2 separate regions of the Homo sapiens genome follow, and region 2 is linked to region 1. The links are chromatin loops, found by intact Hi-C in ENCODE. Cell type or tissue: PC-9. All regions are shown on one strand. Each heading gives the region's core, and the rest is flanking DNA. Links, peaks and the distances in the headings are about the cores only. Region 1 has its middle 130 kb from the start of MIR466. Region 2 has its middle 85 kb from the start of MIR466.

The links. Hi-C counts contacts between places; a loop is a spot of excess contacts. Peaks named below come from ENCODE experiments on the same cell type or tissue, not always from the same donor. Only the 100,000 strongest peaks of a DNase experiment are listed, where the experiment ranks them.
Region 2: a loop joins it to region 1, with 4 times the contacts of the local background. A loop is called at or near these places in 1 of 110 quality-filtered maps.

What each region holds. Positions count from the first base shown.
Region 1 is chr3:31,286,810-31,292,187 of GRCh38, forward strand. No RefSeq gene overlaps it. Among named protein-coding and RNA genes, the nearest start is that of MIR466, 130 kb to the left of the region's middle. In PC-9, for the core only: no CTCF peak of the experiment used is centred there; DNase peaks (open chromatin) are centred at 2,072 and 3,482; H3K4me3 peaks cover 428 bases; H3K27ac peaks cover 2,743 bases.
Region 2 is chr3:31,074,155-31,079,532 of GRCh38, forward strand. No RefSeq gene overlaps it. Among named protein-coding and RNA genes, the nearest start is that of MIR466, 85 kb to the right of the region's middle. RefSeq lists a silencer at 1,360-1,560. In PC-9, for the core only: no CTCF peak of the experiment used is centred there; a DNase peak (open chromatin) is centred at 3,147; H3K27ac peaks cover 1,297 bases.

The sequences.
Region 1 (5,378 bases), core at 85-5,084:
TTTGGACTTGAATGGCAACTTCAGCTCTTTTCTGAGTCTCCAGCCTGCTAGTCTACCCTGGATCTTTTGGAGTTGCCAGTCTATAATCAGGTGAGCCAATTCCTTACACTCCGTCATTCATAGAGAGAGAGAGAGAGAGAGAGAGAGAGAGAGAGAGAGATAGATAGACAGACAGACAGACAGACAGACACATAAATACACACACACACACACACATACATCCTATTGGTTCTGTTTCTCTGGAGAACCCTGACTAATAAAATGGGCAATTAGAAAATAGCTGTATTCTTTTCCTCAACCCTGCACATTCAAACTACTCCAAGGGTCTGATTCATCCTGTACCTTGGGGTAAACTTGGGTGAACCCCTGGATATTTGTGCAAATATTTATTTTCACATAATAAAAAATTATCTGATTACTTCCTCTTTATTTTCACATAATAAAAAATTCTCTGATTACAATCACAAAACAGGCTAACTTCCATTTTGTGTTGACTCCCCTATAATAAAAAAAACTCCAAATGTCACCTAAAACTCCAGTTCCTCTCCTCCTTCCAGGCCTGCTGCAGTGTGTGGGGGCTGTGGGTGGCTTTGTCTCTGTCTTCCTGGTCTAGCTCTTCTAACCTCCTCCCCCACTCCCGGGGGGGACCCCCTGCTCCTCCAGGTGTGGTATGGCAGGGAGAGCAAGGAGAGGTCAGGTGCAGGAAAAATGTTACCTGAGAGGCCCTGACATTATAGGGGCCTCAGTTTCTACTCCATGGCAGCTATTTAAGATGATTTTTCTCGTAGGTAAGTTCATGGATTCTTCAGAGACACCACTACCCCTACCCCAGACCATCACTGGGATTTTTTTACCTGTTTTTTTCCTTAATAAGGACAGTGTCACCTCCTCCCAGCCTCCTACGGTTCCCCTGGCTTCCAGCAGGCCACTCCACGCAGACTCTCTCTTCCCACCAGCCCTCTTCCCAGGTAACCTTTAATTTGGTTCCCTCTCCCATGTGTCCTGAATAAGCAGAAGACAGAGCTGATTCATTCCCTTAGAGAGTGAACCAGTGTTAGTCTCTCCCCTTTGGGTTTCTGCAGTTGAGGTTCTGAAGGAAGGACACATATTTCTAGGCACTGTCTCTTGGGTGGTTCTCAGACAGGGTTTGCACCTCCTTTGCAGGTCCTGCTTAGGTAGCATGGCTAGCCCTCCACTCTGGAATGCCAGAGTAGGTGGCTCCTAGCTGCCTTATTTTTACATACTTTGGTACAGCCTCCAGACACAAGAAGGTAATCTGTTTTACAGGTGTCAAAAGTTAAGTCTCAGAAAAATTAACTAAATTTTTTAAGATCACACCACCAGTCTATGGCAGAACTGTCCCTCTCCAGCTCAAGCTCTTGGCATCCTATTACAGCTATCTAAATAAAAAAGGCTTTTAAAGAGAATTGGCGGTAAAACAGACCCCCATTCCCTCCCAAGGCATTCCCTTAGTTCATTGCTCCAAAGTATGGCGGTCATGGTGTGTTCTCTTCCTCACCACATAGTCAACCCCGACTTGGGGACGGGCTAGGTGGAGCCCTGGGCCAGCCGATCTCCAGCACAGACCAGACCCCTAAGGCCTAAACTGTCCCTGCTTATCTCAGAATGGGGGATTACATATTCTACACGCCTGGTTCTCCTGACAGATGTGAGGAAAGCACACCGTAAGCACTGAACATCAGTACGTGTCTATAAAAGTCATTATAAACATCACGAGGCATGAGAGAAAAAGCATCTCTATTTACAGTGTAGGAAAGAGGAAAGAACAAAAACAACAACAACAAACCCTTCCAAGAATTTGCTTAATCACACTTCTGTATGGGAGGAAAACATTACCTGTAAATCTTTCCTGTGTGGTTGATAGGAGCTGATGGATCTTCCCTTGCAGATGGATGTTTATAACTCCCTCTTGGCTGCAAGACAGAGCAGGGCCTTGCATTCCTGTGCCTGCCCGCTGGGAAGCACATCAAAGCAGCTTTGTTTAAACTGGGACACACCCGCCCGACAGACCCTACGCCTTGCCCTTTTGGATCTTCTTACTTTTTTGGTGGAATCTGCAGTAAGCTCTGTGGCTGACCCCAGAGGTCACCCCACAAGCACTTTCCTGTTTGAAACTTGTTCCACCGGCCGCATTTCCACCGGCTCTGAGTCATTATCCTCCAGCCCTGACATCTACACTCCCATTAGATGAAAGGGCCTTACTATCTTCTACCATCCTGAACACAAAGGCAGCAGGGCTTTTTGTTGTTGTTTAGATTTGCTTCCCGTTTTTAAAAATAAAAACCTATGTTGCACATTTTTCTTACTATAAAAGCAATACATGTTTGTCATAAAAATATTCAAACAGCACAGAGAGGCAGAATGGAAAAATAAAAAGTGCCCTTTATTACAACAAACAAAGAGTAAGCACGTGCCAGCATGTTGGAATACATCTTTCTAGACTTTTTTCTCTGCAGAGATCTATCTGTTTAGGGTTGCAAAAGGAGATCACACTGAACATCCTAGTAATAAACTTGCTTTTTTCATTTGCCACTACGTTGAGAACGATTTTCCATGTCATTAAATATCTGCAAGATTTTTTTTTTCTATTTTGTAATATGAACAAAATTTGGTAGTTTTGCCTGAATAAAAGCAATTTTCCCTTAAAATATTATACCCTTTGCTCCAGCCATTGTTCTTCTGGAGGCCTTGCAGGAATCCCATGGGTCAATCAGAAGAGTGCACACTTGATTCTTTCCATTTGAAAACCAGGGACATGGCTAACATTTTCTCTAAACAGCTCCTTCCTAAGAGTTATGACTGTAACTGGTTTGGAGAGCTTCTTAACACTCCAACACAAATATGTTCCCATCTCTTTAATGTCTTCACGTCAAATTAGAAGAGGCCCAAGCCCTCGTCGCCAGGCCCCCTGCCTACCCCTACTACCATACAGGAAATGAAGCATGTTATCATCCCTCTTGGGAAACTGCCTCTCTGTGAACTCTACAAAACATGAGCCTTGAGGTCACAAACCTTAGAAGAAAAGGGTCAGCCCACCTCCCCCACTGACACCGAGAGCACTGGAGTCTTCCCTGCCAACTCCTGCCTCTGCTGTCTCTGCTTCTCACAGTGGGCTTTTGGTGTTTCAGGACCAACAGACTGTAAAGACCAAAGGAAAACTTCTCCTTCTCCCTTTGAAGATTTGCTGAAAAGAGGAAGATTAATAGGAGAAAAGGCATACAAATGTATTTGATGATAGTTTCACGTGACACAGGAGCCTTCAGAATGAAGACCCAAAGATACAGAAGAAATGGTCCATTTTTACACTGAGGTTTAACGAAATATGGACAGCCGTGTCGAAATATGACTGGACAAAAAGGGTGTGATCTAATGCTAAGAACCCGAGAAGGAAACCTAGCAAGGCCTGTCTGTCTAGATTCTTCTTGGCCTCTCTGAGCATGTGGGTTTTGTTTTGTTTTGTTTTGTTTTGTTTTGTTTTGTTTTGTTTTGTTCCAATCTGGGTATGGGGCAGGACCTTCTAGAATGGAGGTCTTATGGCCTACAGTCAAACAAGACAGGTCAGATCATTTTTTTTTATGGCCAGTTTTTACACAGAAAGGCAAAGGGAAAGTTAGAGTGATATTTTTAGATTTTACGGCTGGACTTGGAGTAAAGGGGTTCTGGCTTCTATGACCCACGTTGGGGAAGAGGGATTCTAGTTTCTATGGCAGCCTCAGGGGAGAATGGGACTGAGAGACAGGAGAAAGTCAGAGGAAAACTTTTGCTTCTGAGGTTGCTTCTGAGCCCATGATTTGGAGTAGTGTTTTCTGAGTCAGAACAAGACACTGCTGGCTATTGGTGGTGAAGCCCAGCCCAGGTATGGTCCAGCTCCAAGTACAGCAGCCACCATCCTGTGGAGAACGATGCCTCCACTCTCTCCACCGCCACCCCAGCACCAGCTGCCCTTGGCTTGTTGTCCAAGTCCTCAGCCCCTCCACTCCTATAGAAAGCCATTTCTTCCATGGCTTCAGCCAGGGGAACCAAATCAGAAATGAGTTCAGGAGCTCATCACTTGTTGACCAGAATCATTATTTATTCCATTTTCTTCCCCCAAGCATTCGTAGCCACACACCTGGAATTCATCATCTCCATTTCAGCACAGAAGTACAAAAGATTTACTCCATTCCTTTTCTGCTCAATAAGGACACCTGGGGAGTAATTGAAGGATTCAGACCCTGAAAACAAAGAATGCCACAGGCAGCTTTGCCTCTTTGACCCTGAAATATGAACAGTTACTGGCTTTCTGCTTTCTAAACAATCGAGAATGCTGACACCTAAGGAGAGACCAGACTCTCCAAGAGTCAGTCTGGGGAAAAAAAGGATCTTAACTCATGATAAGGCAGAAATCATTCCTCTACCTCAACTTATATGCTCAAAACACAAGCAAGGAAATAGCTTAATGTTTCTTGCTAAAGAAGTAAAAAACAAAATCCTTGCTAAATGTTAAGTGGGTTACCTTGCTATATAACAAAAATTAATCTTCAAGAGACCACTCCCTTTATTTTTAAATAAGCAATTACTGACTGTTTTTAAAGAAACAATCTGATGCCCTAAAAAGTCCCCAAGTTTGCAGTCAGAGAAACTAAAGTTTTCTTTTTCTACCACTAATCATCCATGTGACCTAGGGCAAAGTGTTCAAACTCTCTGAAACTCAATTTCCCTCTCTGCCTAAAACTGGACTTGCTCCTGGACCCTTAATACCCAAAGTCCACTAATCAAGAGGCCCTGCTTCTCCAGATGGTGCTTAAAAGTTCACTACCAATATTTGCCAGGGCAACTTATTTTTCTTTGCATTTTTATTCTATAATTGTCAGGGGAAAAACATGAAAACAATACAAATACTATAATCTACCAATTGTATGACTTTGAGCAAGCCGTTTAGCCTCTGAAATTCACTTTCCTCATTCATAATAATTACCAACACAGATTAGATAGAGCAGGCACTGGTCTAAATGTTTATGTCTATTAACTCATTTAAAGTTAAAAACTGCAACCGTATAAGGTAGGTGCTATTATTATCACTTTTACAGGTAAAGAAACTGGACAAAACAGGTAAAGTGGGTTTTCCAAGGTCACACAGCTAAGAGCCGCAGAGCTAATGTTCAAATCCAGACACTTTGGCTCCAGAGTCCACATTCTTAAACGTATGCCACATCACCTCTGACTTTGAGAATATGGAATGATGAGTTAGGCTTACCTCATAGGATTGTTGAAAGGATTCATTGTATACAAAGCATAATACCTGACACATACTATCTCCTCAATACATCAGAGTCAATATTACTACATTATTATTTTCTAGATTAATTTGATAAAGT
Region 2 (5,378 bases), core at 157-5,156, 210 kb before region 1:
AAAAATACTGGAGAAAGCTATTGCCCCTTGAGTTCTTACACATCTCTACCATGACTCTCCATTCATGTGTCCCAGCTCCCTCCTGCTGGCATTAAATTAAACCACTCAGAATGAAAACCTTGAAAAATTAAATAAAAAGCTTTCAGTTTTTGGAATGTTTATATGGATAGATGTTTTTGGAAAGAAAAGGACATTTTAATATACTTGCAGATAATTAGCTCCAACAGGAAACTCAAGAGTTTCAAAGTCATGATTTTGGCAAAAAGAATTGAAACACATGGAATGGAAATCTAAATTATAATATTCTAGAGTAGTTAGATAATTGTGTAAGTGTGTTAGGAGGAGGAGAGTCACTTTCTAATTAGTAGAAAACTTCTAAGAATTCTATGGCACACTGACTAAGCATTTTTAAAGAAAAAGTCCAACTGAAATCAAGAGCATAGGCAGTTAAGATTTTTTTTAACTCTAAGGGGATTATAATCAGGCAACTCAGAGAGTTATATTCTAGAGAAAAGAAGGCAGCCCCTTTACAGTGCCTCTGACAAGGAAGCCAATCAGCTCACTGCCTTCTGTATAAGCCAGGTATCTTCGTTTGCATTCTCCAGAGGCAGAGCCTGAAGCAGGGGTTCTTGTGCATGTGACTTAATGAGAGTGTGCTCTCAGATAAAACTCGTAGGGGAGTAAGGGAAGCAGGGTAAGGCATACTAAAAAAAAAAAAAAAAGGCAAGGTAAAAATGTTTTGCATGGAACCTAGTCTCACCCATCCTAGGGTAAGCTCTGGAGTTGTCCTGCCCAGAAGCAAGGGAGTTTGGGCTCTTGTACCCTTGGTAACAGTCAGTCATTGGCCACAGGCTGCCTGGTGGAGGTAGGTAGGATGGGACGTGTAACCACCTAATGTCACTGGGTATGGCAGTGTTAGCCAAAGAGAGAGCCTCTCTGGAGAAGGGAGTAGCTGCTGGCAACCAACACCCACAGTAGCTGGGGGTGAGCACACCAGCCTAGTAAAGAGATGGTGGGGGGAGTGTTCCATAAGCATCTGTTACACTAGGTTACCTCAAAACCTTGATGTCCCGGAGGAAATCCCACTGCAAGATGGCTTGCTCTGCTGGCTTACACATGCCTCCATGTTCAGTAGTTTTTCAGTAATTTTCTAAAGAAGAAAACCTAATCCTCAAACCACTCCTTCTATATTTACCCAATGCTGGTGCCTGACTAAAAGAAAATTATTTGTTTCTCATTTGCAACTTAATGTTTTGGCCTTTATTAAAAGATGTGCATCTCATCCTCTCCAAACTTTCCATCCTTCCTGCAGAAAACTCACCCAGGCTACTGCATACTCTAGGGTTTTGGTCTCAGTGGATGGAATCTTGTTTTGAAGAAGCCAAATATGATGGATTACTGAAATCTGTTGTTCCCCCAGCTCAGCTGAGGGACTAAGTCCCTGAGAACAGAGATAAGCAGTCTTTTCAGGGTTTTGCCATTTTGATACTGAGGAGATTTAGGAGAGGCCTTTCCAGCATTTGGGGATATCTGTTAAGTATCAGAAATCACAGAACTTGGTCCTGTGGGAGACTTTGGTCACAGAAGGTCAAACTGAGAAGTTCCAGCACCCTGGTCATCTCTGATGAAATCTGAGGAAATCCACGGATTTGTCCACACGCACCCTGCCTCCCTTGAAGCCCTGCAATGGGCAGTAGGAGGGCCTGTGGGAAACACTGCCATTGCAGGTAAGAGGCTGCAACAGAGGGCCCCACCAGCTCGCCTCAGAATTACTCCTTGGATTATAAGAAAGCCTCGGGCACGCCCACAAAGTTCAAAAAAAGTGCCACCTGGGACTTCCTAGTCAGTTCAGAGCTCTTTTCAAACTAAATGACCACTCTGAACTGCTGCATTTTGAATCCACCAGCTGCAGAATCAACCAGCACTGACTTCAGAAGAGACTGAAAGGGGACGGGGTGCATCCCCTTTGCCACCGTTCCCCTGCAAGACAATTGTTCCTATTTAGCTCAGGCCTGTCAGTTAGAATTCACACCTCTATCCTCCCCACTGAGCCCCTGGACTGGGGTGAGAGCTCTGTGTTCAGAGAATCATTTTCATGGGCAGGAGCGTGAAAAGCAGGATGGTGGGTGGTGACTTTTGTTTGAAATGAATTGTGTCTGGGAGTCTTTTGAAGAGCAAAAAATAGACCTATTTATTGACCTAAAGCCATCCATGAAATGGGATATGATCTCTGGCACAAAGAATAGAATAGAAACTCCCCAATATTGTAGCTATCTAGAGATGAAAAAATTGTCTGGAGCTAAGACTTTATTTCTTCATCCGCATTCCTGATGCTGGGCTTCCTGCAGAATGCTGAACAGTATTATCTGTTTCTGGGCCTCAAATAAAGATAGAGAAAGAAAACGAGAGAGGGTGGGGTGGGGAGATCTAGCTAGCTACATTGATCTACAGATATACTTTAATAGTCCTCTTTACTTACAGACACTCTGAGACATGGTCAGACAGTTCACCTCACCTTGTTAATAGTAATTGGCATAAATGCTTCTTGAACTTTTGGCTAAGAGCAAGTGTAATGCCTGCTCTTACCAGTTTAATAATAATTGGCATCATTTTCTGAGCACTTATATAGGTGCCACATACTGTGACAACATTTATGCATATTATCTCATTAAATTCTTAAAACACTACATTTTAAAAAACCGATTAACTATAGCCACATTAAAAAAAAAAAAAAAGGAAAAGAAAACTGAGGCTCAAAACATTACTAAGCTTGCTTAAGGCCACATACCCAGGAAACTATATTAAAATTTGAACCCTGCTCGGCCTGAGCCCAATGCCTGAGTTCTTAACCACAGTGTCATTTAATTAAAGAAAAGTACACTCTAGAGAGTAACCATTCAACAGGCACTCGGGGTGGCCTTGGAAAGGAAAAGAAACACAATGAGACACTGAATGCACTTTAATATTTGAGAGAATTGGTTTCTCTTAAATGTGTCAGCCTATCATCCATGTTGTTCACAGCTTGAATCATAGGGTGGTTGTAGGTTGAGGGGAGCAGTCACCATTGACTCATCTCTGTCCTTCATCCTTTGTAGCTAGTCACCTACTAAATCCAGTGGATTCACCTTTGAAATGACTCATAACCACTCTTTCTTACTATATTTTTTCCTCCACTTTGAGCTCAGCCTTCATCTCTTCCTATTCAGATAACATCAACATTCTCCCCACTGGCTGGTCTGACTCAGCTCTCTCCTCATCCTGTCGGACTGCCCACTGCCAAACATGGTATCCTAAAATAGTGCGTCCAACATTTCACTATCCTGCTCAAACATCTGTGATTGCTCTCTAGTCTTTGTTGGCCTAAGTTCTGTTTTCTGCTTTATAGTCTGTCTTTCTCTCCCAGAACAAATGTCCATCCCCAGTCTGTACCCTTTTTCATCATCTGCCTTCCTTTTGCACCTGGCCACCCTTATCTGTATTATCCTCCCTCCCTCACATTGTTACCTAAATCATATCCAAATGTCAAGGTCAAGTCTCACTACACCCATGAAGGTTGTACTTTAAACCAAACCACTCAGTCCTTAACTTTTCTATAGATAAGAGGGGTATTCCAGTTTGGATTACTGACAAGAGGAAAGGCCCAGACAAGTATCTGAATGTAGAGATGTTATTTGGAAGTTACAGGAAGATATGATAGGGTGGTGGGGAAGAGGGACAAGATGGGAAAGGCAGCCAATAAAAGGTGCATTTTCAAGCCAGTTACCGCTGTGGACAACTGGAACTTAGTCCTGTGGGGAACAGGGGAGCCAGTATAGGATACACACTTCAATTATCTCATTCAAGGGGTGATGGGGTTGGAGTATGGATACACTGACTAATCATCAGTCATTGCTAGAGGGCTGCTCCCAGGGGGCATTCACTCCTCAGCACTTCTGTCCTACTAGCAAAACAAGCTCCAGTGGCAAAAGAAAGCCCCAGTCAAAAGAAATACTGGTGTTGGAAGTTGGCAATCAGATGGAGCAGACTGAGATGGTAGGAGCAATGGGATATATGAGTGGGACCTGGCAGCATCTGCTACAATAACCAGATAGTTTATTACCCAAACCCAGGCACTTTTGAGAGTGAAAAGAAATACTATTAATAATTATTGTGACAAAAAAATCAAGATGGTCCTAGGCAAATTAGTATGTATGGTATTGCATTTATAACAGTGAGTTTTATATCCGATTCTCCCCATCTCCACTCAGATGATATGATCCTTTAGGGTATGTTCAGTGTGGTCCAGCTACATGTGCCTTATTGAAGCCAGTACAGTGCTTAAGACAGCAGATGTTCAGAAAATACTGGATGGCTGGACATTGGATGAAGTAGCCACCAAAAATTCAAATTATGTTACTATTCAAAAAGCACAGCCTTTAAAGTCAGACAGTCCTGAGTTGAAACCCAAACCCCACTGACTTATTGTTAAACTGAGATGTAGATATGGCACATCTCTGAACTGTGTTTCCTTATCTTTAAAGTGGAGATGAAAATAATATATTCCTGTAGAGTTATCAAAGATCAGAGATGAGCTATAAGATAGTAGCTCTTAATATCCAGTAAATCAAACTATAGTAAATTAAAATATAGTCATTATTATTGCAAAAGCTATTTTTTAAAAAATGATACTATTGATGTCATCTTGCTCATTATTACCTCAGTCACATGCTGTAACTGGTACTTTGTCTCATCCCAGCATTTTGTTTTCTTCTCTGTGACTGTAGATGTTTTCACATAGCAGCAGGATTGAGCTTTCATAAATTGCACTTCCATTTGTGGAGACAAGGACCCTGGAATTGACTGGGCCATTCTCTAAGTCAGAGATGAAGAAGAATTTGGAAAAGGGAAAATATTTCCTGCAAAGAATTTGAGAGAATAAGACATGGCATGAGCGATTACCTGGACTGCCCAAAATCAGAATCTCCAGATTAAGCGTCACTGTTTCTCACCGTCTAAGAGGCTATGAATTAAGAGAAAAGCCACAGTAGAAAGATACCTGACTTTTCAAAAGGAGAATTCTGACACCTCGAAAGTAAACAAGTATTACTTAAGCTGCTGAGATGTCTTCCTAGCTTATCTCCATCACCATTACTTTTGATGTCCACTCAAAATTTTCTTTGTATTCACAGGATCACAGGAAAATAGAACAGATCTTACAGGTCCAATTACTAGTTCATATTGCAATGAAGCCTAAAAACACCATATTAACCCTGTATTGAGAGATAAGCAAGGGACAAATATGAGATGAAAATGGAGATGCATATCCTCTCACCCTCCCTTCTTACAACCTGCGTAGCCTGCTATCATACCCACTATGTCAGGGACCTTTATGATTTCTT